Linked DNA regions of Homo sapiens: all the other regions are linked to region 3. A link is an interaction called in ENCODE POLR2A ChIA-PET data of the cell type or tissue named here. Cell type or tissue: HepG2. All regions are shown on one strand. Links, peaks and the distances in the headings refer to the core of each region. The heading gives the core; the rest is flanking DNA.

Region 1 (9,908 bases), core at 2,373-7,372, 290 kb before region 3:
GGTGTTAGGGCTCTGTGACTGCTCCTGCAGAGCAGGGCTATCCCTTGGGCAGAGAGTAGCAGCTCAGGGCAGTTTTGCAGTCATATTTATATCCACTTTTAATTGCATGCAGATTAAGGAGCTGTTTAAGCAGAAATCTCTAGGGAAGAGGTAGTAACTTTTGGGTCATTGGATCATTGCCACGGAAAGAGGCAGTAAGTCCTGGGTGTTGCCATGGCAATGGTAAATTGAAAGCACGTTGGTGGGTATGTCTGATTGAAAGCCTCTTCCTCCCCAGGCCCTGTTTTAGCTAGTCCTCAATCTAGTGCAGCGTCCGAGCCCCACCTCTGGAGTCAAGTACCCACCTCCTACCTAAGTTCTTTTTTTATTTTTATTTTTAAATAGAGACTGGGTCTATATGTTGCCCAGGCTGGTCTTGAACTTCGGGGCTCAAGTGATCTTCCCACCTTGGCCTCCCAAAGTACTGGGATTACAGGTGTGAGTCACTGTATCTGGATCCTGTTTTAGTTCTATCAACTTTTCTAACCTAGATTCAGATATCACACAGTATAATTTCTGCCCCATTCTATTCAATAGAAGCAGTCACTGAAGCTGGCCCATATTTAAGGAGAGGGAGCTTAGATTCCACTTTTTGTGGGAAGAGTATAAAAATATTTGTGGACAGGTTTTATATTATCATCAAAAAGAAGGAACTGGGATAATGCCACTTCATTTGGAGGGCCTGCCACAAAGTTGGAATGAGTAAGAAAAGTGAGATGCAGAAAAGTATGTACAAAATAACCTAAATGTGTACAACAAAGACAAACCACTTTGTGTGAATATGTGTATGCTTTTTTTTTTTTGAGACAGAGTCTCATGATGTCTCCCTGGCTGGAGTGCAATGGCGTGATCTCTCTTAGCTCACTGCAACCTCCGCCTCCCAGTTTCAAGCGATTCTTGTGCCTCAGCCTCCCGAGTAGCTGGGACTACAGGCATGCACCACCATATCCAGCTAATTTTTTGTATTTTAAAAACATTATTTATTTAATTTTTAGATGGAGTTTCGCTCTTGTCACCCAGGCTGGAGTGCAGTGGCACAATCTCGGCTCATTGCAACCTCTCTGCCTCCTGAGTTCAAGTGATTGTCCTGCTTCAGCCTCCCAAGAAGCTGGGATTACAGGCGCCTGCCACCATGCGCAGCTAATTTTTTGTATTTTTAGTAGAGACAGGGTTTCGCCATGTTGGGCAGGCTGGTCTTTAACTCCTGACCTCAGGTGATCCACCTGCCTCAGCCTCCCAAAGTGCTGGGATTACAGGCGTGAGCCACTTGCACCTGGCCGTGTGTATGCTTTTATAATTATATAAGCCAGGAGAAAAGTAGGGAACATACAGTTTGTAAACATGGGTTGCAGAAAATGGTGATAGAAGGGAGGGAAAGGAAAAGAGGAAAAGATAAAAGATTTAAAGGACAGCAGTTATGATGGGTTCTCTCTTATGCAATTAATTATAGGTATATATTTAGCTGGAGGAACGAAGAAATTCTTTAGAGAGGCATCCTTAGGTGACAGAAAGATTAAGAAAATCAAGGAAGTGATGACCTCCTTATCTTAAAACTCAGGATAGGGTAGGGAGGGGTGACTGGTGGGCCACAAGGGGGTGCTGCAGGGCACTGGGAATGTTTTTCATCTGTGTTGGGTTTCTGTTTGGTCTGTGAAAAATAATTGAGCAAAACATCTTTGTTTTATGTACTTTTATGTATTTGTTATATCCTACACTTTAAAAAATTAAATTAAAAAAACAAAACCTGCTGGGCATGGTGGCTCACACCTGTAATCCCAGCACTTTGGGAGGCTGAGGCAGGCGAGTCACTAGGACAGGAGTTCAAGAACAGCCTGGCCAAAATGGTGAAACCCCGTCTCTACTAAAAATACAAAAAATTAGCTGGGTGTGGTGGCACACACCTGTAGTGCCAGCTACTCGAGAGGCTGAGGCAGGAGAATCGCTTAAATCTGGGAGATGGAGGTTGCAGTGAGCTGAGACTGTGCCATTGCACTCTAGCCTGGGTGACAAAGCAAGACTCTGTCTCAAAAAACAAACAAAACCAAAAGCAAAGCAAAATTTGCATAAGGTTCCCAGTGGTTGCAGTGAAGGGACAGTAGATAGGCCTTGGCCTGGACCATTTACGCCTTTGCAAGGCTGGAAGGAAGTTACATGAGCACTCAGCCGAGGGCTAATGTGGCAAAAGTCACATTTCAAAAATAAGACTCTGGCTGTTAATCCTAGAGGGTAATTAAGACTGGGACTAAAGCCAAGTATTAAGTCCAAGGAGGGGAAAGCACTGGAGGGATTTTAAAGAAGAGTTGGGATCTGAGAGTGGACAGATTAGAGGTGATGGCAGTTGGAGACTTCTTCAGGACAGAAGGGTGGTACAACTGGAGAGGGAGTACTGATGAAAAATAAGAGGATGGGCCGGGTGTGGTGGCTCATGCCTGCAATCCCAGCACTTTGGGAGGCCAAGGCGGGCGGATCACATGAGATCAGGAGTTCCAGACCAGACTGGCCAACATGGTGAAGTCCTGTCTCTACTAAAAATACAAAATTAGCAGGACGTGGTGGCCTGCACCTGTAATCCCAGCTATTCAGGAGGCTGAGGTAGGAGAATCCATTGAACCTGGGAGGTGGAGGTTGCAGTGAGCCGAGCTCGTGCCACTGCACTCCAGCCTGAGCAACACAGCGAGACTCCATCTCAAGAAAAAAAAAAAAAAAGACAATATTTGGGACAGCTGTTTCATAGCCTTAGTGGAGATGTCAAGCAGTGGGACAACTAGTTCAGGGTGAAGTGTCCCAGCTGGAAGTATAAATTCAGAGAGAGCAGCATGGTGATAACACTCAAAGCCACACTGTTCCTGACAAAATTCCCTAAGGAGGGAGGGAGGGAGAAGAGCCCAGAGTACAGTCTTGGGTCACTCCAACATTTAACTATGTGTAGTTAAAGGTGGCAACAGAGATGAGGATGATCATAAGAGCTGGAAGGAAAACCAGGAGGGCTGAATGATTCCTGAGAATGTGGTCCTTGAAGCAGGAGGGAGAAGTCAATCCCAGTGAATTTTGCTGGGATTCCAGAGAGCTAGTATGTGCACTGGTTTTGTCAGCGGAAGTCACTGGGGACTGTGCCATGGGCTGTGGCAAGAATGGGAGGTGAGGAAGGGTAATGGCAACCACAGGCAAGTTTCAGAATGGGGCAGGAGCTAGAGGAGGATGGTGGGGAGCAAAGAGGGAGACCGGAGTTTCTGACCCATGGCAAGTCATTGCTGAGGGAGGCAGAGGTGCGAGAGGTTGGAGGACAGGGCTCTAGGGCCAGGCAGCAAGCACTGCAATGGTTTTGGAGATGAAGGGTACAGGTGAGATGCTGAGCACAGACCTCACCTCCAGGATGTAGGTCTTCAGGCCCCTGGCAGAGATGGGCCTCTGATCCCCAAAGAGGACCTCCAAAGGTGGAGGGGGCAAGAGTCTGATGAGGAGGTAGAGGGGTGCTTCTGCACTCCAGGTTCCTTTTCCTGCCCATTCCTTAAACCCGCTGGCTGTTCTTGCTCACCCCCACTCCCTCCTGCCTGGAGTCAGCCCAGGGCCTCCAGCGCTGAAGAACTGGACAGGCAGCTCAGCTCGGAGTTGGGAACACAATGGTCCCACTCGGGCAGAGGTGGGGCTAAGGTCTCTGATGACCCTCAGCTGCACCCACAGCCCTGGGACGTGGGCCATGCAGAGAGGGGTTGGTGGCAAATAATTCCTAGATTTTTTTTTTCCAGAACAAAAGACAGGAAAATTACCAAGAAAAGGATCCCACAAGGCCAGGGTTGGGAGGGTTCCTAGTATATCCTGGACACACACACCCTGTCCCCAGCACGTCCAGGCAGGACAAAGCTGGAGGGGCCAGCTGAGGTATTCCCATTGTGCTAGAAGCCCGCCCAGTGTCAGTGGGCCCCACCCCTGCACTCTTAATATGCCCTTGCATGCACCTGGCCCTTGAACTAGTTCCCCAGTGCCAAGTGAGGGCCTTCCCGGTTTTCAGTTGTGAGGCCAGCTCTGCGTTAGGGGTGGGGGCTGCTTTTGCTGTAAGCCAGAGATACAAACCTTGAGGTGAGCACAAAGGCAGAGACCACAGCAGCGAGTGGACCCCAGACAATTGATTGCAGTTGGGTCTTGGCCCAGCCCAGGTAGGCAAGGGACTCAGGCAATGCCAGGGTCAGTGGGAGTGGACATCCTCCCATAAGCCTGCCATCTTCGTACACAGCTGCAAGCGGAGGCCCAGGATGAGGGTCCCAACCCGTTTTTGTCTGGCTAGACTGAGACAGGAGCTGTCAGCCAGGTGGAACCATCTTGAGTCCCGAGGGAGGTGCAGCGCCCCAAGCTCAGAGTCTGAGGGTCACATGCTCTTCCACCCAGCTATGCTCTGGTTGGAAAAGAGCTCAGGGACCCAGTGCCACCAAGGCTGGAGCTTCCTGGAGAACAACCCCTCGTGTGGGGTCTGGGCTGAGACTTGGAAGGTCAGCGGGGGCCCTGAGCCAGCGCGCAGCCTCATTTGTCACCCTGGGCTTGGGGCCGGCTGCACAGTTCTGGGGCAGGATGCTGGGAGCTCCAGGACAGCCCGGCCCCTGCTGGCCAAAGTGGCAAAATGCAGTACTGCCACTCACGCGTGCTTCCAGCATGTCCCGCGTCCCAGGCTTACCCGTCCCAAAGGCCTTCTCCCTACCTGGCCACAGGCCAAGACTCAGCTCACAGCAGACATGGGAGTGTGTACTGCAGCTGTCCACTCGTGCCCACGCCAGCAGTTTCAGAATGAAAGTGAACAGTTTGACCATCACTGGATGTTATACTCTAAAGTGCTGGTTTGCTTATCTGGTGGGTCTAGATTTTAGCTCCTTTTTATCTGTTTAGCAGACAAAAAACAACTGCACACACCTCCCCTCCTTCCGGGAGTTGGAGGACCTAGCCAGAAAGGGTATTGCTGGATCCTGGCTTATAGCAGAGTACACAGTGACCTTTGTCCCCTGGCTCAGTGCAGTTCTGCAGAGGGAGGAAGGGGTAGGCCCATGGCCAAGAAGGCTACAGGGGATTTGGCTGGTATCTTCTGTTTCAGCAGCCTTCCCCAATAGCTGCCTGTCAAATGTGCATTTGTCTGCCTATCAGCATAGACTGACTGGTGAAGAGTCCTGCTGGTTTTCCTAGTGGGTAGTGCCAATCCTCTGGTCTCATACTGTAGCCTGGCTAGCCTCCTGCCCTGTGGTGTACAAATGGGCTGGGCACGCCTAACTTTGTGTACTGAAAGACATGCCAGATAAATGGTTTTATAGAACAGAAAGAAATGCCCACAAGATCAAGGATTCTGGTTGGGAAGAAGTGAGAGGGAGGGTTAGAAATGTTGTAAGTGGCTGGGCGCGGTGGCTCACACCTGTAATCCCAGCACTTTGGGAGGCCGAAATGGGTGGATCACTTGACGTCAGGGATTCGAGACCATCCTGGCCAACATGGTGAAACCCCATCTCTACTAAAAATACAAAAATTAGCTGGGCGTGGTGGCGCATGCCTGTAATCCCAGCTACTCGGGAGGTGGAGGCGGGAGAATTGCTTGAACCCGGGAGGCGGAGGAGGTTGCAGTGAGCCAAGATCACGCCACTGCACACTCCAGCCTGGGCAACAGAGTAAGACTGTCTCAAAAAAAAAAAAATTCACACATAAGAGACACCTTCAACTGGGCGCAGTGGCTCACGCCTGTAATCCCAGCATTTTGGGAGGCCGAAGCGGGCGGATCACCTCAGGTCTCTACTAAAAATACAAAATTAGCTGGGCGTGGTGGCACATGCCTGTAATTCCAGCTACACTAGGAGGCTGAGGCAGAAGAATTGCTTGAACCCGGGAGGCGAAGTGCAGTGAGCCAAGATTACGCCATTGCACTCTAGCCTGGGCAACAAGAGCGAGACTCTGTCTCAAAAAAAAAGAGACACCTTCAGAAAAATTTGATTCCTAGCACCTGACCTCACAGAAGGCAATTGAGGCCAGAAATGCATTGCTGGCCAAACTTTCTCATGATGTTTAGAATAACTAGCATAAAGATCACAATTTCTGGCTGGGCGCAGTGGCTCACGCCTGCAATCCCAGCACTTTGGGAGGCTGAGGCGGGCGAATCATTTGAGCTCAGGAGTTCCAGAGCAGCCTGGCCAACATGGTGAAACCCTGTCTCTACTAAAAATACAAAAATTAGCTGGGCATGGTGGTGGGTGCCTGTAATCCCAGCTTCTTGGGAGGCTGAAGCAGGACAATCACTTGAACTAAGGAGGCAGAGAGGTTGCAATGAGCCGAGATTGTGCCACTGCACTCTGGCCTGGGCGACAAGAGTGAAACTCTGTCTCAAAAAAAAAAAAAAAAAAGATGACAGTTTCTGAGGAGTCCCTACCTGGGGGGAGTCCTTCAAATCTTAAATCTAGTTGTTCTTGGCCAGGCGCAGTGGCTCATGCCTATAATCCCGGCACGTTGGGAGGACAAGGAGGGCGGATCATGAGGTCAGGAGTTCAAGACCAGCCTGGCCAACATAGGGAAACCCCGTCTCTACTAAAAATACAAAACTTAGCTAGGCGTGGTGGCGCATGCCTGTAGTCCCAGCTACTTGGGAGGCTGAGGCAGGAGAATCGCTTGAACACGGAAGGCGGAGGTTGCAGTGAGCTGAGATCACACCACTGCACTCCAGCCTAGGTAACAGAGTGAGACTCTGTCTCAAAAAACAAAACAAAATACAACAAAACAAAACAAAAAACTAGCTGTTCTCCTTTCACTGCTCCCCCAGAATGCTTCTATAAACAGAATTGTATGATGCAAGGTAGAGCAGCAAGGGACATCACATGCTTGCGTGTCTAGGTTACTCATTTTATGAAGACACAACAGCAGCCCAGAGAGAAAAGAGTAGCATGACTAAGGACAACAGACACTAGAAGCATAATCATCCTTGAGATAGGAGAGGGGCTGCTATCTGCATGAGTCCAGAAATGTGGAGGAACAGGCCCGGAGCGGCAGCTCACGCCTGTAATTCCAGCACTTTGGGAGGCTGAGACTGGCGGATCACCTGAAGTCAGGAGTTTGAGACCAGCCAGGCCAACATGGTGAAACCCCATTTCTATAAAAATACAAAAATTAGCCAGGTATGGTGGCACACGCCTGTAATCCCAGCTACTCGGGAGGCTGAGGCTCGAGAATCACTTGAACCCGGGAGGCGGAGCTTGCAGTGAGCTGAGATCGTGCCACTGCACTCAAAAAAAAAAAAAAAAAAAAGAGAGAAACATGGAGGATAAACTCCACGGGCACTGGATGAAAGCTCCAGGAATCACCTGATAGATCTCAGTACCATTATTGTTGCTAATTCTTGGGGTTTAAACACAGGGTTAGAAACATTCACAGCTGGTCATCAGGATTTATTCAATGAACAAATGAGCTTAGGCAGACCTAACTTCTAACATTCCAAGTTAGAACTTGGTAATACTTGTCTGAATTCACAACTGATTAGTAGGTTCCTGGTCAACACTCAGCATTTTTTTTTCTTTTTTTGAGACGGAGTCTCACTCTGTTGCCAGGCTGGAGTGCAGTGGCACGATCTCAGCTCACTGAAAACTCCGCCTCCGAGGTTCAAGCGATTCTCCTGCCTCAACCTCCCGAATAGCTGGGACTACAGGCGCATGCCACCACGCCCAGATAATTTTTGTACTTTTATTTATTTTTTTCTTTGAGATGGAGTCTTGCTCTGTTGCCCAGGCTGGAGTGCAGTAGCACGATCTCGGCTCACTGCAACCTTCGCCTCCCAGGTTCAAGTGATTCTCCTGCCTCAGCCTCCTGAGTAGCTGGAATTACTGCACACCATCACACCCGGCTAATTTTTGTATTTTCAGTAGAGACGGGGTTTCACCATGTTGGTCAGGCTGGTCTCGAACTCCTGACCTCATGTTCTGCCCACCTCGGCTTTCCAATGTGTCGGGATTACAGGTGTGAGCTACTGTGCCCGCCCTAATTTTTGTATTTTTAGTAGACGCGGGGTTTCACTACGTTGGCCAGGATGGTCTTGATCTCTTACCCTCATGGTCCGCCTGCCTCGGCCTCCCAAGGTGCTGGGATTACAGGCGTGAGCCACAGCACCTGGCCAACACTCCACATTTTATTTATATATCAGAAAACAATCAGGTAACAGTATGTATCACTGGCCATGATTTGTCTCTAGAGAGAATGGGTAAAGGAAGCAAAATTTATACTTAATATGATGCTTTGTTAAGTGACCCCAATTTCCTCCCACTTTTTAATACTGTTTTAATTGTTGTTATAAAATTAAGTGATTCCCTATCACTATATACTCAGGTAATATATTCAGGTAACTTTGATGGGACAAATTTCTAGCTTCCTGTTAGGACACACTAACATAGTCCTCATGTAATGTTCCCTCTTCAAGGCTGAGACTACGGATGATATGATCTTGACATTGTCCTGGAATGTCTTATGTCATAGCAGTACTACCACGAAAACAAAACCACAATTTTGTTTTTTCCTTTTGGTGGAGAATGGGGTCTCGTTACGTTGCCCAGGCAGGTCTCGGACTCCTGGGCTCGAGCTATCCTCCTGCCTCTGCCTCCCTAAGAGCTGGGATTATAGGCGTGAGCCACTGTGCCCAGCCACAATTTTTTTTTAATTAAAAAAAATTTTTTAGAGATGCGGTTTCATGATCGAGACCATCCTGGCTAACACGGTGAAACCCTGTCTCTACTGAAAAAAAAAAAAAATTAGCCGGGCATGGTGGTGGGCGCCTGTAGTCCTGGCTACTCGGGAGGCTGAGGCAAGGAGAATAGCATGAACCCAGGAGGTGGAGCTTGCAATGAGCCAAGATCACGTCACTGCACTCCAGCCTGGGCGACAGAGCAAGACTCTGTCTTTAAAAAAAAAAAAGAGCGAGAGATGCGGTTTCACTATGTTGCCCAGGCTGGTCTTAAACTCCTGGGCTCAAGCGATCCTCCCACTTCAGCCTCCCAAAGGGCTGAGATTACAGGAGTGAGCCACCATGCCTGGCTGACATTTAATTTTTAAAGCTTTCAAACAAAGACACTTTGGTTTTTAGAGGGTTCAGCTACCAGTTTATTGGGCCCTAGTGAGTCCCAAGATTTCCATCTACCAGTTGCTTGGGTCCTAGATTTCATATGCTCCCACAGTTGGCCCTTTGGTACAGGCAGGTGTCTCTGTCCAAATGTGGGCAAGATCAAACTGCAACAAGGCGCTTCCTTTGGTCACCTGAAAAGAAATTGTAGGTACAGTGGGCTGTCACAGCATCCTTGCTAGTTCTGGTTATAGCCATGTCACAGAGAAGGAAATTATGTAAATAATATTGAGTGACAGATGTTTTCTACTTTTTTTTTTAAACGGAGTCTCACTCTGTTGCCCAGGCTGGAGTGCAGTGGCGCAATCTTGGTTCACTGCAACCTCTACCTCCTGGGTTCAAGCAATTCTCCTGCCTCAGCCTCCTGAGTAGTTGGGATTACAGGCACCCGCCACCACACCTGGATAATATTTGTATTTTTAGTAGAGACGGGGTTTCACCATGTTGGCCAGGCTGGTTTTAAACTCCTGACCTCAAATGATCCACCTGCCTCAGCCTCCCAAAGTCCTGGGATTATAGGCATGAGCAACCGCACCCAGCCTTTTTTTTTTTTTTTTTCAGACACCGTGCCAGGCTATTTTTTATTTTTTGTAGAGACAGGGTCTTACTATGTTGCCCAGGCTGGTTTCAAACTTCAATGATCCTCCTGCCTTAGCCTCCCAAAGCACCTGGATTACAGGTGTGAGCCACCATACCCAGCTCTGCTGGGTTTCATTGGTGAGTTTGTCTTCCTGGCAAGGGATATACAGGA
Region 2 (10,007 bases), core at 2,973-7,972, 49 kb after region 3:
ATGGCAAGAAAACTGCATTTGCAACTAGAGGAGCCTGTTATCTCACATAAAGACCTCTAAAGAGGAAAACTTTGGCCAGGCACGGTGGATCACACCTGTACTTTGGAGGCCAAGGCCGGTGGATCACCTGAGATCAGAAGTTCAAGACCAGCCTGACCAACATGGTGAAACCCTGTCTCTACTAAAAATACAAAAATTAGCCGGCACAGTGGCAGGTGCCTGGAATCCCACCTACTCAGGAGGTTGAGGCAGGAGAATCGTTTGAACCCAGGAGGCAGAGGTTGCAGTGAGCTGAGATCACGCCACTGCTCTCCAGCCTGGGTGACACAGTGGGACTCCATCTCGAAAAAAAAAAAAAGGAAAACATTTTACCTTCTCAACAAATGTACTAGTTTCTCGTCTTTCAGAAAGTTTATCATCAATTAGCATTATTTTTTTGTGCCTTACAATTTTTATTTTTATTTTTTTTGAGATGGGATCTCACTCTGTCACCCAGGCTGGAGTGCAGTGGCACGATCTCAGCTCACTGTAACCTCCACCTCCCAGGCTCAAGCGATTCTCCCATCTCGGCCTCCCTAGTAGCTAAGACCATAGGCGTGCATCACCACACCCAGCTAATTTTTTCTTATTTTTGGTAGAAACAGGGTTTCACCATGTTGCCCAGGCTGGTTTTAACCTCCTGGGCTCAAGCAATCCTCCCACCTCAGCTTCCCAAATAGCTGGGACTACAAGTACATACCATCCCTGGGTAATTTTTTTTTATTTTTTGTAGAGACGGGGTTTTGCCATGTTGCCCAGGCTGGCCTCAAACTTCTGGACTCAATGATCCGTCCACCTTGGCATCCCAAAGTGCTGGGATTACAGGCATTCACAAATGCACTTAGCCGTTTTGTGGTTTAGAAACAACAAACACAGACCCAGAAATCCATACGTAATCTGAGTTATGGAATCACACAAGTTAATGAAGATCACTGAAATACATCAGCCTTTCCATTTTTAAATTAATTTCAAATGTTACACTATCAGTAATCAGCCAAGACCAGCCCTCCTGTGTTCTGTCTCTATTCAGGATGACACAAATAGAAAGGAAGCCTCAGATGGACGTGGTGGCTCACACCTGTAATCCCAGCATTTTGGGAGGCCGAGGTGGGCGGATCATGAGGTCAGGAGATCGAGACCATGCTGGCTAACATGGTGAAACCCCGTCTCTACTTAAAATACAAAAAATTAGCCAGGCATGGTGGCTGGCGCCTGTAGTCCCAGCTACTCGGGAGGCTGAGGCAGGAGAATGGCGTGAACCCGGGAGGCGGAGCTTGCAGAGAGCCAAGGTCACACCACTGCACTCCAGCCTGGGGGACAGAGCGAGACTCCATCTCAGGAAAAAATACAAAAGAAAAGAAAGGAAGCCTCAGTCATATGAAGCTATCACACCTAAACCCAGTACCAAAAGATCTCTAATTTCAAAACTATTCAGCTCTCCACAGCAAAGATCAAATATTTGGGCCAGGCGCAGTGGCTCATGCCTGTAATCCCAGCACTTTGGGAGGCCGAGGCAGGTGGATCACGAGGTCAGGAGATCGAGACCATCCTGGCTAACATGGTGAAACCCCGTCTCTACTAAAAACACAAAAAAATTAGCTGGGCGTGGTGGCAGCTGCCTGTAGTCCCAGCTACCTGGGAGGCTGAGGCAGGAGAATGGCGTGAACCTGGGAGGCAGAGCTTGCAGTGAGCTGAGATTGCACCACTGCAGTCCAGCCTGGGCAACAGAGCGAGACTCCATCTTAAATAAAAAAGACCAAATATCTGTGGTGTTTTTAGTTTACAGTACTCGAAAATATTTTTAAGGCCAGGCATGGCAGCTCATATTTGTAATCTCAGCTCTTTGGGAGGCCAAGGCAGGAGAATATCTTGAGGCCAAGAGTTCAAGACCAGCCTGGGCAACATAGGGAGACTATATCTCTACAAAAAAAAAAAAAATTAATTAATTAGCTGCACGTGGTGGTACATGCCTGTGGTCCCAGCTACTTGGAGGTTGAGGCTGGATGATCGCTTAAGCCTTGGAGGTCAAAGCTGCAGTGAGGAGTGATCGTGCCACTGCACTCCAGCCTAGGTGACAGAGCAAGACCCTGTCCCTCAAAAAAAAAAAAAAAAAAAGTCAGGCGCCGTGGCTCATGCCTGTAATCCTAGCACTTTGGGAGCCCGAGAAGGGCAGATTACCTGAGGTCAGAAGTTCGAGACCAGCCTGGCCAACAAGGTGAAACCCAGTCTCTACTAAAAATACAAAAATTAGCCGGGCGTGGTAGCACATGCTTGCAATCCCAGCTACTCAGGAAGCTGAGGTAGGAGAATCGCTTGAACCCAAGAGGTGCAGGTTGCAGTGAGCCGAGATGGCTCCATTGCATTCTAGCCTGGACAACAAGAGCGAAACTCCAACTCAAAGAAAAAACAAACAAACAAAAAAAAGGCTGGGCATGGTGGCTCACACCAGTAATCCCAGCACTTTGGCACTTTGGGAGGCCAAGGCACGCAGATCTCTTGAGGTCTGGAGTTCAAGCCCAACATGGGGAAACCCAGTCTGTATTAAAAATACAACAAAAATTGCTGAGGGTGGTAGTGCACACCTGTAGTCCCAGCTACTCAGGAGTCTGAGGCATGAGAATAGCTTGAACCCGGGGGACAGAGGCAAGAATGCACCACTGCACTCCAGCCTGGGTGACAGAATGAGACTCTGTCTCAAAAAAGAAAAGAAAAAAACAACCCAGGTGTGGCCGGGTGCGGTGGCTCATGCCTGTAATCCCAGCACTTTTGGATAAGGAGGCAGGTGGATCATGAGGTCAGGAGTTCAAGACCAGCCTGGCCAACATAGTGAAACCCCGTCTCTATTAAAAGTATAAAAAATTAGCCGAGTGTGTTGGCAGGCACCTGGAATCCCAGCTACTCAGGAGGCTGGGGCAGGAGAATCCATCCTGGACCACAGTGCAAGACTCCATCTCAAAAAAAGAAGAAACAAACAAAGAAAACAACCCAAGTACAATGACATGGCAGCACCACAGTGTTGGTCAGCCTCGGAAAGCCAGTCCCCCACCATCACTGACATCGCCGCCGGCGGGGTCACGTGCCGGGACCGGGTTCCGGTGTGGAGAGCCCCTCATCCTGGGAAAAGGTGCTGCCAGAAAGGTGGCGCCCCCTCACTCATCACGCAAGTCACGTTGAACCTGATGCTAAACCAATCATAGATGACCCGCTTCTGGGTTGGGGTTTCCTAGGTAGCTAAGCAGATCCCTGGCTGCAATCTATTCAAAGTCAGTCCTTGACACTGGGGTTTGTTTAAAAAAAAAAAAAAGCTTAAAGAAAAAGGAGAAGAAAGAAAAAACTTTTAGTCCACATTAACTTTGAAAATCTTAGTGTTAAATAACCTATAACATCCACATAGATGTGATGAGCCCACTAACTAAAACACTGACAACAAATAAAGTACATTAAACAGGCTGCACCTCAGCATTTCCCATATACCTGAACCTGCTGCGGCTGCTGAACCTGGATCTGCTGTTCTTGCTGGGTTTGTGGCTGAACACTGGTGGTGACTGGACAGGCAAGTTCAAGCAAAGACCCAGCCACTTCAGTGCTGTCTGTGTATATGCAGTTCCCACCCTGTTGGTACACCATGGTAGTGGTGGCTGTCTGCTGGAACTCCTGAAGGGCTTCTGGCCCCTTAGAGGCCAGTGAGTCCAGAAATTCCTTCATCCTGTGTTGCGGGACAGACCGTGCCTTTACTCGGATGTACTCTTCAAAGGAGATGGTGTTCTCTAGGGAATTATTCATATTGCAGAGTCCTTAGGGTTCCTAGAAATAAACAGAAGTCAAAATTATGTTACTGTTTTTAGCAGGAAATGCCCAGAAGCAATTACCCTTGCACAAGAGTGGAATATATTCAGGGCAGCTGTATACATATAGAATCAAAAAATAAAGTTTTATTATACCACCTTATTTTTTCAATTAATGGATGTTTGAAAATTATTTCTATTAACATTTCTTAAATAAAACTATCACACTGAAAACAAAAAAACAAACACATGCTTCACAATACTGGATGAAACAGGCTGAAAACACACTTCCTACCCAGCACTAGGTCAATCCCATCTTCTCTGCAGAGCCAAGCACTGGACAGTAAATGTCACATGCAAAACTGCTCTGTGACCATCACAGAGAGGACACCAAGCAAGGAGGAAGCTAGGGGCAGGGATTCCTATGGATATGTTTTATTTCCAAGTATTTCCTACAGCAGAGATAGGTATGCCACCTAGTTGTGGCAAGACACAAGAGGCAGAGGATATGTTCTTCATCTCCCATCAGAAAAACCAAAAATCCTATTTTGCCATGTGGTGCTCACATTCTTTTGCAACACAGCTTACTACTGGTTAAAAGCATGGACTCTGGAGCCAGGCTGCCTGGGTTCAAATCCCAACTTTATGTCTCCTTTATTATGTAACTCTAGAAAAGTCAATTAACCTTAGTTTTCTTGTGAGTAAATGGGGACACAATAGTACTTACCTCACAGTTGACATAAGGATTAAATAAGGCATTTAGAAAATCATCTAGCACATAGATAGCACTACAGAAATGTAACTAATACTATTAAAATAATTCTGGAAAAAAGGTAAATAGTGCTTTAAATATCCAGGTCACTACTAAAATTCAGAAATAAATTCTACAAGTTTTCATCAGGTATTTAATTACCTTAAGAATTAACCTGCAGACGTACAGTTAACTCTCATCATCTGAGGGAAAAGTGTGCAATCTGTGGACTGCTGACCCCTGTCGCTGCTACCTTTGTACCATCCTCCCTTCAACAGCCCGACCTCCAGAACAAAAGTAGCAGCAGGATGAAAGAGTAACAGAAAACAAGCGAACGTTTTTGCCAAAAAGGATTATCAGACAATTCTGAATGTCTGGAAAGGTGATTTGTTCCCTTGAGCAATCAGGATAGATACACTAGACTGACCAGATGCTCTACCTTATGTTACAGATATAAAATATGTGGGTAAACGTCTCCTTTCTTCTACCTAGGCTCTAAGTTCTTGGTAGACAAGACTATGTCCTGGTTCTCTCCGAATAGCTCACCCATGGTAGTTGCTTCATATATACCTGCTGCATTTGAAATTCAATGTGGAAAACGAAGAATTATGGTTCCTTTTTTTTTTTTTTTTTTTTTTTTTTGAGATGGAGTCTCATTCTGTTGCCCAGGCTGGAGTGCAGTGGCTTGATCTTGGCTCACTGCAAGCTCCACCTCCTGGGTTCACACCATTCTCCTGCCTCAGCCTCCCGAGTAGCTGGGACTACAGGCGCCCACCACCACGCCCAGCTAATTTTTTTGTATTTTTAGTAGAGACGAGGTTTCCCCATCTTAGCCAGGATGGTCTCGATCTCCTGACCTCGTGATCCGCCTGCCTCAGCCTCCCAAAGTGCTGAGATTACAGGCGTGAGCCACCACACCTGTCCTTTTTTTTTTTTTTTTTTTTTGAGTTGGAGTCTCCCTCTGTCGCCCAGGCTGGAGTGCAGTGGCACGATCTCGGCTCACTGCAGCCTCCCAGGTTCAAGTGATTTTCCTGCCTCAGCCTCCCGAGTAGCTGGGACTACAGGTGCCCACCACCATGCCCAGCTAATTTATGTATTTTTAGTAGAGACTGGGTTTTGCCATGTTGGCCTGGCTGGTCTCAAACTCCTGACTTCAGGTGACCCTCCCGCCTCGGCCTCCCAAAGTGCTGGGATTATAGACGTGAGCCACCCAATTGGTTTCTGTAATATCCATAGCTCCACGGACTCAAGCAATCCTTCCACCTCAGCCCAGGCAACATGGAGAAACCCCATCTCTACAAAAAATATATAAAAATTAACTGGGTATGGTGGTATGCACCTGTAGTCCCAGCTACTACGGAGGCTAAGGTAGAAGGATTGCTTGAGCCCAGAGATCGAGGCTGCAGTGACCCGAGATCACTCGAATGCACTCCAGCCTAGGCGACAGAGCGTAACTCTGTCTAAAAAAAACAAACAAACAAACAAACAAAAAAATTAAGTTATCAGCTGGTCACAGTGGTGCACACATGTAGTCTCAGCTACTCAGGAGGCTGAGGTGGAGGATTGCTTGAGACCAGGTCTTTGGGCTGGGAAACCTAGAGAGACTTTCATCTGTTAAAAGAAATAAATAAATAAAATAAAATAAATAATTATAATAAAATATTATAATAATTACAATTATGTAATATAAATATAATTTTTACATAAATATAAAAATATTATAATTATAATAATTAAATATTATAACAATTATAATAAAATACTATAATAAAATAATAATAATTAAGTGGTCAACGATGTCCACATCACACATAAAGAGAGCATCAGGCCAAGCACACTTTGCCTAACTACAGATTCAGAGAAGGCTACTTGGCTTAGGTGATCCGAGAGCACTCATTTGCCACACTTGCACAGAATGTATCAAAGTTCCCCTTTGTTAATAGCACAGTAGCGATTTCCTTAAGAAGGCATCTTTCAGCCCAGTGCGGTGGCTCACGCCTGTAATCCCAGCACTTTGGGAGGCAAAGGCAGGCAGATCACCTGAGGTCAGGAGTTTGAGACCAGCCTGGCCAACAAGGCGAAACCCTGTCTCTACTAAAAATACAAAAATTAGCCAGGCATGGTGTCAGGCACCTGTAATACCAGCTACTCGGGAGGCCGAGGCAGGAGAATTGCTTGAGCCCAGGAGGCAGAGGTTGCGGTGAGCCGAGATCGTGCCACTGCGCTCCAGCCTGGGCGCCAGACTGAGACTCTATCTCAAAAAAAAAAAAAAAGGCATCTTTCATAATAGAGATCCGGTAACATTAGAAAGTTATGAAACTCTAATATCTAATCACATATACCCTTCTGCTCAAAAGGGGACAAAGGAGAGATTATATGAGCAGCCATTAACAGGTCCTCTACCATGCTGGTACATAATTTCAGTTTTTCATCTCCATTATAAAAGAGCAGCAGAGGTCAGCTGGAATTTACATTTCCTGAAATGTATTTTCTTCAACTGTCAGTTGCATTCACATAATATACTGAGACTGATTAAATTTTCAAAGCTACTATAAAAAGCAATTTTTTTTTTAAGGTACAAAAGTAAAGCGTTTTTACATGCAGCAAAAACCTGTTTTGTCTGAAGTCTGGGAAAAAACAAATGACTAAACACCAATACAAAGAAACACTGCTTCCCAACGGAGTAGATGGGAATTCAATATCAAACAAAACAAAAACAACAACAAAAAATAATTTAAAAAAAAACAAGAAAAAAGAAACACCTCAAACAAAGTTTACAGAACTGAAAAACCTTCGTGACTATTGCCCAGTAAAGCCAGTCTCTATGATCCTCCTAGTAACCCTATTTCTCCTCACTCTTGTATTTCAAGTTTCAGAAACTCAGAAGGGGCAGCTTAAGCCTCACCTCAACTCTGATATTAAGTGTAAAGGATAATTTCACCGACTTTTCTTCTTTTCTTCCTAGAAACAAGCTTTCTTCAGTATTCAGTATAGAATTCCACCTAGTTTTTGTTTTGTTTTTGGAGGTTTCTTGGGGGGTTGGGGACAGGGATATGAAACTCAACTAAGAAAAACCATTATAATAGTATAAAAAGATATAAAATAAAAAGTAAAAACAGCTAAGTATGCTTTGACCTCTAGTTCTTCATCATGCCATTGCACTCCAGGCTGGGCAACAAGAACGAAACTCCATCTCAAAAAAAAAAAAAAAAAAAAAAAAAAGCCTAAAAAAATTATAAATAAAAAACTAAAAATCACCCTCCTCTCACCAAACCCTGCCAATCACATTTTTATTCTTAGTTTTGTTATGATTACTTTCATACCTTTAAGCCTCTACTTGCAGACTCATTAATTTTAGAGTATTGGCCAGGTGCGGTGGCTCAGGCCTCTAATCCCAGCACTTTGGGAGGCTGAGCTGGGTGGATCGCCTGAGGGCAGGAGATCGAGACCAGCCTGGCCAACATGGTGAAACCCTGCCTTTACTAAAAATATAAAAATTAGCCGGGCATGATGGCACATTCCTGTAATCCCAGCTACTCAGGAGGCTGAGACAGGAGAATCACTTGAACCCAGGAGATGGAGGTTGTAGTGAGCCGAGACTGCACCACTGCCCTCCAGCCTAGGCAACAGAGTGAGACTCCATCTTAAAAAAAAAAAAAAAAAAATTTCAGAGTATCTATGGAGTTCTCACTATGTAAGATCAGGAAATTAAAGTTCCACACCCCTGATTTTTTGTTGTTGGTTTCTTTAGACAAGGTCTTATTCTATCACCCAGGATGGAGTGCAGTGGTAAGATCTTGGTTCACTGCAACCTCAACCTCCTGGGATCAATTGTTCCTCTCACCTGAGCCGCCCAAGCGGCTGGGACTACAGGCGTGTACCATCACGCCCAGCTAATTACAGTATTTGTTAGAGAGACAGGGTTTTGCCATGTTGCCCACGCTGTTCTCAAACTCCTGGGCTCAAGAGATCTGCCCACCTCGGCCTCCCAAACTGCTGGGATTACAGGCGTGAGCCACCATGCCTGGCCGAAGCCTTCTATTTTTTTTTTTTTTGAGACAGAGTCTTGCTCTGTAGCCCAGGTTGGAGTGCAGTGGCGTCATCTCTACTCACTGCAACCTCTGTCTCCCGGGTCCCAGCCATTCTCCTGCCTCAGTCTCCAAAGTAGCTGGGATTACAGGCATACGCCACCATGCCCAGCTAATTTTTGTATTTTTAGTAGAGACAGGGTATCACCGTGTTGGCTAAGCTGGTCTCGAACTCCTGACCTTGTAATCTGCTGGCCTTGGCCTCCCAAAGTGCTGGAATTACAAGGCACCTGCCCCCATACCCGGCTAATTTTTGTATTTTCAGTGGAGATGGAGTTTTGCTATGTTGGCCAGCCTGGTCTCAAACTCCTCACCTCAAGCGATCTGCCCAACCTCCCAAAGTGCTAGGATTACAGGCATGAGCCACTGCGCCCAGCAAGGTGTCCTCTATTTTTGACAAACATTTAGCTAAGTGAATATAACTTCTATTTAATCAATATTTTAGTTTTAGAATACATTTCATACCAAAGTCCAGAACATATTTTTTGTCAATCAAGGTTCCAAAGATATGATTAAAACAATTCTGCTGCCTATGTCATCTCCAAATAAATCCTACCAGCCAGTATTTCTAGAATAGTACCTTTAAAAAGTTACTATAAGAAACTCTAGTCCAAATATACATTTATTTCCTGAGCAAAAAGGCAAATAAGCTAGATATTCAGCTGTCAGAAAAAATAAAAGCTTCAAAAAGTTACTTGCTATAAACCATCAAAATCCATTCTTTAAGCCTTCCATTTAAAAAAAAAGAAAAAAAAAGCCGGGCACGGTGGCTCACGCCTGTAATCCCAGCACTTTGGGAGGCTGAGGTGGGTGGATCACGAGGTCGGGAGATCGAGACCACCCTGGCTAACACGGTGAAACCCTGTCTCTACTAAAAATACAAAAAATTACCCTGGCGTGGTGGCAGGCGCCTGTAGTCCCAGCTACTCGGGAGGCTGAGGCAGGAGACTGGCGTAAACCTGGGAGGCAGAGCTTGCAGTGAGCCGAGACCACACCACTGCACTCCAGCCTGGGCGACAGAGCAAGACTGCGTCTCAAAAAAAAAAAAAAAGAAAAAAAGGCCAGGTGTGGTGACTCACGCCTGTAATCCTAGCACTATGGACTTTGGGGGGCCAAGGAAGGTGGATAACCTGAGGTCGGGAGTTCGAGACCAGCCTGACTAACATGGAGAACCCCCGTCTCTACTAAAAATACAAAATGAGTTGGGCATGGTAGAGCATGCCTGTAATCCCAGCTACTTGGGAGGCTGAGGCAGGAGGATCGCTTGAACCTGGGAGGCGGAGGTTGCAGTGAGCCAAGATCGCACCATTGCACTCCAGCCTGGCGACAAAGTGAGACTCTGTC
Region 3 (9,958 bases), core at 1-5,000:
GCAGAATTTCATTTGCCTCCTTCAGTGTGATGCCTGCAGGGGCTACCACCAAGTCTTCCCTCTTTGTCATTATCTACGTGGGAGGTGAGATGTGAAGAAGGGCCAGTCATCGACTATGACCAGTTAACTCTTTTCTTTCCTTCCCAAGTAGCTGAGCTCAGAGGCACGCGCCACCACACCCAACTAATTTTTTGTATTTTTAGTAGAGACGGGGTTTCACCATGTTGGCCAGGCTGGTCTCAAACTCCTAACCTCATGATTTGCCTGCCTCAGTCTCCCAAAGTACTGAGATTACAGGGGTGAAGTTCTATGGACCACCACGTTCATACATTCACACCCAAAACACCCTTCCTCAAGGGATCCCAATAATTCTTAGCAGTATGGTATTGAGTGAGGGATGAGTAGAAAGGACAACATGGCACAGGGAGCACCCTCTTACACTATGGAATAAGGAGGACAACACAGGAACAATGGCAAGAAAATCAGGGCAGACCTCAAGCACTGCCCCTACCTTAGGGGTTTAAAAGAACAAAGCATGAATACTAGCAAGCATTTGGGCAGTTTGAAAGCCTCTGGTGGGGAAAGGATGCAGGAACCCAATAAAGGAGTCAGAAACTTGGTTTGACACTCCTTTCCCAGAGAGAAGAGGCTATCAGAGATGTCTTAGACAACAGAAGCCCCTTGTCTTCAACCTGGGCTGCTAGAGCTTGGATCTACTCTGCCAGTGGCACCCACCTCTTCCAAGAAACAGTCATGTTCCTCCTCTTTGAGAAAATCAATGTCCCTGGAGGAGATGATGCCCACCAAGCGGCTCCCCATCCGGCCTGTGTCTGTGATTGGGATACCGCAGAAACCATGCCGGGCCTTGGCCTCAAAAACATCCCGCACGCGATCCTTGGGGCTGAGGACCACAGGGTCTGTGATGAATCCCTGTTCATATTTCTGGAAAGGGATGGTGAGAAAGGGCATCGCATCTTTGAACTACTTTCATCAGGCTCTTGATCTGAAGCATGGGGTCTCTGCTTATCGATCCCTTTGGCAGTGCCACAAGACCAAATCACACCAACACATCTTAGAGACATGGGTAGGCTGGAGGCACTGTACACCTGGTCTATTGCTGCTGCTTTAAGAAACAGAATCTCAGGGTCTTCTCAGTAACTGAACCCCATGGTGGGAAGAAAGAATACTAAATTAGAATAAACCCCTACTCCCACCCCACCCCACCTCAGTGCAATTCCCAGGAGCGCTTGCTAATGATCGTTGCCCTTCTGACCTTCACTTTCCGAACTTCATTGGCCTGGAATTCAGGTGTACAGTTGTGGTGGATGAAGCCAATACCGCCTGTAAGCTACAGGATAAAAAGAGACTACTACTAAGTGACAAGAAGCAGGACTGAATGCCTTTGGGGAAAGGCGATGGAGTCCTTGCTCCTTCCCCCACACCCCATGGGGCTCACCGCCATTGCTATGGCCATCCCAGCCTCTGTGACTGTGTCCATGGGAGAGGAAACCAGTGGGGTCTTAAGAGTGATTTTCTTGGTCAGAGCAGAAGTCAGGTCCTGAGGAGACAAACGTCAACCAGTGTGGGAAAGCATCCCTTACACCTCAAGGTGTTACTGAGTCCCCCACAAAAAGGCACTTTTGTATGACCTGCATGCTAACAAGCAACATGATCCTATAAAATCCACCCCCAAGCCCAATCTGGTGAGTTAGCCCAGAGACCAGGTGATAGTAGCACCTTAGCTCACCTTGATGTTCAGGACCCAATTCCTGATCATACTCACCACCTGGTCTGCAGTGAAGTCGATGTACCCAGGGAGAATGAGAAAGTCACTGCGAGGGAAGGGAGTGAATTGGGAGTAAAGCTCTCAGCTTAGGGCAGCATGAGACTCCATCCCCATGTACCAATCAACCCGTAACGCATGTGAGCAGAGAGTGGCACTGACAGAGTCTGTGTGTCACAGGCACAGCACAAGGTGGAAATGGGTACAGGGGACCTTTTCTGCCACCGAGCTGTCATCAGTGCTCCTGGCACCCTGACAATTCCATGTGTCTGGAGCATGGAATCTCCGGCCTGAGATTCCAAGCACTACTGAGATGCTTCTCCGTACCCCAAGCACCGCTCCAGATGTCTCAAAGTGAGCCCCGGAGGTGGGTGGCCAATTCCCGAAACCTGTCCCCCACGCCCACGCCCAAGGCGGCTCTCGGAAGCCCCCATCTGGCCTTTTCCCCAGGGTGCCGCCCCTCTCTTCGCCCAGGTGAGCCCCATAGGCCCGCACTTGTAGGTGAGGCCGTCTCCGCAGTTGAAGAGCTGCTGTGCTGTGAGTCCGTCGTCTGGCACGTAGGACGTGCCCCCACTAATCAGGTAGTCGGCCATGGCCAACACAGGACACCGCCGCGTGTCTCCGAGGACCGCGCCGCAGAGACCTCTGCCGTCTGGGCCGCGCCAATATAAACCAGCCGATTTCGTCACTGCGCTGCGCGCGACGCTGACGTCAGGGCGTAGTGCGCGCGGGCGGAACCTACCCGCCTCGCTGCGGCGGGGGCGGAGCTGGCGCTGAAGAAACAGCGCATGCGTATAGCACATAGTGGCCTTGTCACTGAGGAGCTGCCACTTCACGTCCCACCCCACACTCCCCGCAGGACCTCGGCCAGTTCAATTAACAGGCAAGGGTTTACTTCTACTGTCCCGCCGGGCTCCTCCCCAAAATAAAGAGACGTTGTTCACTAACATGTTGAAAAGACGTGCTTGTCATTCTTAATAAACAACTAGAGTAAGAATACATAAGAGAAACAGAGTGGTATCTTTATATGATACACAAGTGTATGTTACAAGAATTCCATCAGGCACAGGAGCCTCAGGTTTTAAGGCCTCAATGTTAGGCCAACAAAAAAAAAAAAGGCATGGTAAAGTTTTTACTTTTACATCTAAAATGTCACTTGTCATAAAGGAGGGTGTAATAGAAATTGTCTTTAATAAATCATAATTGAAGTTCCCCTCATTTTTCTTCCATTAAGATGCTAAGTTTATGTCTGATCATGAAGAAAGAAAAGAACATCGTTCCCCTGTGGTCAGCAAAGTCTGTCAGCCCAGTGGAAGTCGGCTGGGGAGATTCCCTCCAGGGTCCATCCATCATTAATTCCATCTCTCTTGAAGATGGAAAGGGGCCACATTTCTTTTCACAGTCCAAGCCCTTTCCCCAGGCCCCAGACAAAAAAGAGTCAGCCAGCAACTTTCTAGGACATATGACACTCAAGGAAACCCAGAGCCACCATCGGCTGAGGAGTCTGCCGCAGCAGGTTTATGAAGATGCAAAGGGGGCAAAGTTTTCTTTTATATTTTAAACAGAAGCAGCCTGAAAGGCTTCGTAACTACACCAATAAAAAAAAGAAAAAAAAAAATGGAGGCCTCTTCTTTAGTGTGAAAGTCTGTCTGGTTTTTCCTGGCTGGTTTCTCTTGTGCCATGGCCAAGGCATCTCAGTGCATAGTGCTTGCATTGGCCACTGCGATGGCCTCCTGAATTTCTCTTATCACCAGGATCCGCGTCAGCATTTGTCCCATCTGCTCTCTGCTGATAGGCTGGACTGAGTACCAGATTGGGCTGTTGGGGGCCACCACTGGCTCAGGTGTCAGGTAAAAGGTGTCATTCCGGCCTTTCACACTCTGGGGGCTGAAGAATATGCGGATAAAAGTTGGGTACCACCAATATAACTTCAACCCTCCCACCCTGAACTTCCCAGACAGATGCTGTCTGCAAACAGTAAGGCCCCAAGTTATTGTGGCACAGCTACTGAATTCCATGCAGCCACCACACACTACATCCTGGTCCTCCTTTGGGACTACTGCAAATCCCCCAAATGTTGGGTTACTTCCCCTCTGCCCCTCCTTCCCACAAACCAGCTGTGATCCATCACTGACTGCACCAGCCTAGGGCTCTCATGGACTCATGTGAGTCTATCCTTATCCTACTTGAAGCCAGCTTCACTGCTCAAAGCGTCTATCTCCAAGTCTTTGCGCTTTTTTTTTTTTTTTTTTTGAGATGGCGTCTTGTCTCCAGGCTGGAGTGCAGTGAGGTGATCTCAGCTCACTGCAACCTCCGCCCCCTTGGTTGAAGCGATTCTCCTGCCTCAGCCTCTGGAGTAGCTGGAACCATAGGCACGAGCCACCAAGCCCAGCTAATTTTTGTATTTTTTAGTAGAGATGGGGTTTTTCCATGTTGGCCAGGCTGGTCTCGAACTCCTGACCTCAGGTGATCCACCCACCTTGGCCTCCCAAAGTGCTTGGATTACAGGCGTGAGCCACGGTGCCCAGCCTCATGTTGTGTTTTCTACCCAATAATGATGGCCATTACAGTGGGGCCCTAAACTTGGGTTCACCCCCCTCCCCCGAACTGTGCTGTACCTCTATTAAGTACTTGGCATGCTGTATCCTCTAACAGTTATTCATCCATCCATTCAAGATTTATTCAAGGGTTACTAGTGCCAGGTCAGCACTAGGTGCTGATATTTAAAAAAATGGGCAGGAAAAGTATTTCCTACCCATGGAGCTTACAGATAGGAGGGGACACAGGTAGCAATTAAAGTTAAACAAATACAAAATAAAAAACAGTGATAAGTGCTACCGAGGAAACAGTCACAGGGAAGAGGTGGGGAATCTGGAAATGCTTCCCTGATAAGCTGTGTTTAAGTTGAGAAGAGGCATAATATGATGTCCTTGAGTGGAGAGGAGCTAGTGTGGCTAGGGAACTAAGAGCTCCACAGACATGAGGTTAGCAAGGGGGAGTGCATCAAAGGAGTTGTCTGCCATAAAAGAATTACTATGTAATGAGAAACCATTGAAGGGGCAAAAGGGAGAAAAAGCTGAGAGGAGTCTCACCTAGATTAATGATGGCAGTGACAAAAGGTCAAGGTCAGGAAGCAGGGCCATGCTCAATATGTGATGAAGGTAGATTCTCTGTACCTTCATACCCTTTTCATGAAAGGTGACTGTAGGGACCCGGGACCCCTTTTTCTATCAGTGCTAGGCACATCACACACCTTTGGAAAGCCAGAGCAAGGCTGCTTCTAAATTTAGCTTTCTGGAAGTGTTTTTACTTGGTTTGGGACTAGAGAATGCCTCTCCCCTATGATAAGTGATCACACAAGTGAGCATGCACACGCATACACACACATGCGCACACATGGACAGCAAGTCACAATAAAGCCTCACCATTTGAAGAGGTAGAAATCATAGAGCTTGATGGGACATCTCAATGGATTCTCTGGATTTTCCGTCTGTTCTGCATACATGTCATCTGTAACTATAAAACACACATCCCCACCACCACAGACCTGGCATCAGACTGCCTTACCTCAGGCCCAGATCAGGAAACTTAGGCTTTCAGCCAGCCCAACTAGGAAATACAGGGTCGGGGGAGGGAAGGTATGAGGCATGGGCAGTGACTACTAAGGGAAGAGGCAGCTATTCTGTCTGGGGCTTCTCTGCTTCTAGGAGGAAAGTTTGGAATTTTTGGCTGGGGAGAAGGGAGTGGAGAATTTTATCCAGCAAATCCCAACCTTTACACTTATCACTAGCCTCACAGGCACAAGGGCAGGACAGGGCAGGACAAGTAGCACCTGTTTTTGCCATCCCTGCCTCCTTTCCCTACCTTTCTGGCCAGTCTGGTGTATTCCAAGGGCCTTCAAGTACCGGATACTCGTGCTTTTATCCTTGGGATTAGAGGGGTTCTTCTTTGTCTGTCGCAAGACCTTGGAGAAGGCCAGCTTCATGTGCTGGTCCACTGTCTTCAATAGGAAGTACCTGGATCACAAGTAAAATGCAAGGCAGAGGGAGGGGTGCCGGGAGGATACCATGACTCATCCTCTGCCCACTGGTGCTTCAGAGGAGCCACTGCCCACATTCCCAAGATCTGGGCAGGCCCGTACCCAAGCAGTGTCCAGTGCAGGAACCACATCAAGATGGATGGTAGGGGTCTGGCAAGGGTGTTTGCCTCACTGGTTACCAAATAAAATGCAGCCAAGTGGGGTTAGGGCTTTCAGTAGCCCAGTTTCTCAAATATATGTCAGAGGAATTCAGAAGGCCTCTTGGATAGCTTCCACACTCTTCACTGGACAGATGCCAGCAGTGGAGCCTCTAGAACACTTACTTGGTATTAAAGAACATGAGGGTGGTCAGCAAGGTGGAGGGGGAGTGAGCCCCAAGCTGCTTGCACTCCCATAGCATCTCCTCAGTCACGTGGCTGGGCAAGACATAGCCTAGGAGGAATAGAGTACTGTCACAACAAGAGGATGGCAGGTGGTCTCTCAAAGGTACAATATGGGATGTGTGAAGCATAAGGACCACACAGGAGTATAAATTTCATCAGGGGACTCTCCCTAAAGTGTGGCAAAAATCATCTGGAAAGCTTCTTAAAACACAGATAGCTGGGTCCCAATCTGTTTCTGAGGTGGAACCTGATGATGAGCACTTCTAACACCACACTTGAGAACCACAGCCTTACATGATTGTTGTTACCCTCTAATCCAAGGCTAACACAGGGCAAAAAGACTGCCCTCAGAGACAGTGAAGTACAGAAAACTATAAACCAAACTCTGCATATATGCATAATTCTCTGAGAGTGTACAGAGCTTTGCATATTTTCAAAGGTGGTCCAGGACCCAAAGAACTGGCATGCACGCCCGTTTGCCCTTACCAAGTCTTCTCTCATCTCAACTGTCTCTAAAAAGCAAGGCCGGCCAGGCGCAGTGGCTGATGCCTGTAATCCCAGCACTTTGGAAGGCCGAGGCGGGTGGATCACGAGGTCAGGAGATTGAGACCATCCTGGCCAATATGGTGAAACCCCGTCTCTACTAAAAACACAAAAAATAGCCGGGTGTGGTGGCGGGCTCCTGTAGTCCCAGCTAATCGGGAGGCTGAGACAGGAGAATGGTGTGAACCCAGAAGGTGGAGCTTGCAGTGAGCCGAGATTGCACCACTGCACTCCAGCCTCGGCAACAGAGCGAGACTCCCATCTCAAAAACAAAAAAACAAAAAAACAAAAAAAACAAAAAAAACGGCTATTGTCATTTCTTCTCTAGATAAAGAGACTGATACTCTTTGGGGGATTTTATTATTATTATTATTATTATTATTATTAGCTAAGATACAGGGTCTCTTCTACAATATTTATCTTTTTTTAAAAAAGGAAGACCAGGCATGGTGGCTCACGCCTGTAATCCGAGAACTTTGGGAGGCGGAGGTGGGAGAATTGTTTGAGCCCAAGAGTTGAAGACCAGCCTGGGCAACATAGCCAGACCTCATCTCCACTGAAAATCAAAAAAATTAGTCGTGTGATGGTGCACATCTGTGATCCCAGCTACCAGGGAGGCTGAGGTGGGAGGATTCCTTGGGCCTGGGAGGTCAAGGCTGCAGTGAGCCGTGATCGCACCACTGTACTTAAGCCTGGGTGACAGAGTGAGATCCTGTCTCAAAAAAAAAAAAAAGGGAAAAAAAAGAGATGGGGTTTCGCTCTGTCACCCAAGCTAGAGTACAGTGACACAATCATGGCTAACTGCAGCCTTGAGCTCTTGGACTCAAAGACTCCTCCTGCCAGTTTCCTGAGCAGTTAGAAATACAGGCGTGAACCACCACGCCTAGCCAATATGCCAGTATTTGAACTATTACAAGATCCCCCCCACAGGGCTGGTGTTACTGTAAGACCCTGGTTCATAAGTGAGCCCAGAGCTAGGTACAGGCAAAGGTCAATAATTTGAATAAGAGCCCTGGTCAGCCAGGTCTGCACCAAAGAAAGATGACATTTGAATGACTACCAAGCCCCTTCATGTGCTGAAGTCAGTCAGTATGCACATGTTTGTGCACTGGGTGCATAATGAGATAGGAGCAGGCAACAGTATTCTCCTGCAGGGTTTCGGGATTCTCCAAGCAAGCACAGTGTGTGACACTTCCTGGAAGCAGAAAAAAGAACATTCTGCCCGATACACTCCTCTTCTGTGTTCTATGCTCTTGCCAAAACAAAGCTGGCTCTCTAATAGTGCATTTCCATCTCTTTAAGGCAGTTCTGACTCTATTTTTTGTCTACTTTTCGGCTATTTTGTGACCCAGTGGCAATGGGAAAAGCTTTTCTGCTCTTAGACATATCTGAAGCCCCCAAGATCCAGGATGAGCAGAAAACAGCCCTTCTCAGCAAAGAAGGATTCAAGGAATCCTCTCACCTCAGCCTCCCTAGTAGCTGGGATCACAGGTGTGCACCATCACACTCGATTATTTTTTTTGATTTTTAGTGGAGATGAGGTCTTGCTATGTTGCCCAGGCTGGTCTTCAAATCTTGGGCTGAAGCAATTCTCCTACCTCGGCCTACCAAAGTTCTGGGATTACAGGCGGGAGCCACCATGCCTGGCCTTCCTTTTCTTAAAAAAATAATTTTTCTCCTGGGAACAATTATTGCCATACTTTGGCATGTTCCACTTCTCTGGGTTCGCTCTGTCACTTGCTCCCTCTGATGTCACTTCCCTAATTTTATTCTCTTCTCTACAATTTGTAATAAACTTGGCTGGGTGTGGTTACTCATGTCTATAATCTCAGCACATTGGGAAGCCAAGGTAGGAGGACTGCTTGAACCCAGGAGTTCAAGACCAGCCTGGGCAACATAGGGAGACCCTGTCAATACAAAAACCTTAAAAAAAAAAACAAAAAAAAACAGCTGAGTGCAATGGCTTGAGCCTGGGTCCCAGCCCGAGCCCAACAGGGTGAGGCAGCAGTGAACTATCATCATGACATTGTACTCCAGCCTGGGAGACAAAGCAAGACCCTGTAAGAAAAACTAAAATAGCCTGGGCATGGTGGCTCATGGGTGTAACCTTGGGAGGCCAAGGCAGGTGGATCACTGGAACCTAGGAGTTTGAGACCAGCCTAGACAACATGGCAAAACCCCATTTCTACAAAAAAAAAAAAAAAAACAAAAACTAGCCAGGTGTGGTGGTATGCACCTGCAGTCCCAGCTACTTGGGAAGCTGAGAGGTAGAAGGATTGCTTCAGCCCAGGAGGTAGAAGTTGCAGTGAGGCAAGATTGTGCCACTGCACTCCAGCCTGGGAAACAGAGCAAGACCCTGTCTCAAAATAAAAAAATAAATCAAAATAAAATAAAACAGACTCTATTGACTGAGGGCCAGGGCTCCTAGCATGGAAGTAAGGGGCTATAGATAAAAAAAACCTAGGTATTAGCCTTATAGTTCTGAATCTGAACTACAGGCACCAAAATGATGTATTTTATCTTTAAAAACAATTTCTAGTTCTGCCCACTGAAGATCCTAGAAACAAGACCAATCTAGGAACAATAAGCACCCCTGGCATACAGAGTAAGGCACTGAAATACCATTCCCCAATAAAAGGAACCAGGCTCCAGAACTGAAGGATTCTACACTAGAACAAGAAATGTCCAAGATGGGACTGAAACATTCTGTGAAATCAGAAATCAAGAAAGACAACTAGGGTCATGTCAAAAGGACTTAGGGGTCAATTTAAAGAGGCTTCTAATGGCCAATGATGGGACATTTGTGCATCAGTAAAGATGACTGCAAACAGCTGAATCTCATTAAATACGTTTAAATCTGTAAGTTCACAATGACTCTTAAAACAAGAAAACCTTAATTGGACATCACTGAGAGAAGCTGATGAACTAACTCATTTTTGTGAAAACTGGCTAAGCAAAGAAAAAAAGAAAAAACAAAAAAAAAAAACAGCCGTTAACCCTTCCTCTTCTATACAATCTATACCATCATGAACCCAAAGAGTTAAAGAGGGAAAGTTAGGGCCAGGAACAGTGGCTCATGCCTGTAATCCCAGTACTTTGGGAGGCCGAGGTGTGCGGAATGCCTAAGCTCAGGAGTTCGAAACCAGCCTGGGCAACATGGCAAAACCCCATCTCTACAAAAAATACAAAAATTAAACAAGCATGATGGCA

The links. ChIA-PET counts read pairs that join two places held together with the same protein. Peaks named below come from ENCODE experiments on the same cell type or tissue, not always from the same donor. Only the 100,000 strongest peaks of a DNase experiment are listed, where the experiment ranks them.
Region 1: POLR2A ChIA-PET joins it to region 3 with 5 read pairs; 5 of 35 experiments call an interaction of 5 or more read pairs at or near these places.
Region 2: POLR2A ChIA-PET joins it to region 3 with 7 read pairs; 22 of 35 experiments call an interaction of 5 or more read pairs at or near these places.

The regions. Positions count from the first base shown.
Region 1 is chr3:48,735,477-48,745,384 of GRCh38, forward strand. It overlaps a transcript of PRKAR2A not described here. Among named protein-coding and RNA genes, the nearest start is that of IP6K2, 23 kb to the left of the region's middle. RefSeq lists a silencer at 2,070-2,159. In HepG2, for the core only: a CTCF peak has its summit at 4,637 (motif pointing left); DNase peaks (open chromatin) are centred at 4,745 and 5,025; H3K4me3 peaks cover 1,305 bases.
Region 2 is chr3:49,073,196-49,083,202 of GRCh38, forward strand. QRICH1 (glutamine rich 1) reads right to left here. Exons shown (of 10, transcript NM_198880.3): 2 at 3,514-3,843. The coding sequence starts at 3,822. Among named protein-coding and RNA genes, the nearest start is that of QRICH1, 16 kb to the right of the region's middle. In HepG2, for the core only: no CTCF peak of the experiment used is centred there; no DNase peak of the experiment used is centred there.
Region 3 is chr3:49,026,975-49,036,932 of GRCh38, forward strand. IMPDH2 (inosine monophosphate dehydrogenase 2) reads right to left here and starts at 2,424. Exons shown (of 14, transcript NM_000884.3): 1 at 2,279-2,424; 2 at 1,784-1,832; 3 at 1,457-1,558; 4 at 1,274-1,348; 5 at 736-942; 6 at 1-73. The coding sequence starts at 2,376. It overlaps QRICH1 (glutamine rich 1), which reads right to left. Exons shown (of 10, transcript NM_198880.3): 7 at 6,146-6,254; 8 at 5,648-5,799; 9 at 5,209-5,299; 10 at 2,733-3,670. The coding sequence ends at 3,478. RefSeq lists enhancers at 1,557-2,159, 2,160-2,761, 2,215-2,424. In HepG2, for the core only: no CTCF peak of the experiment used is centred there; a DNase peak (open chromatin) is centred at 2,487; H3K4me3 peaks cover 1,081 bases.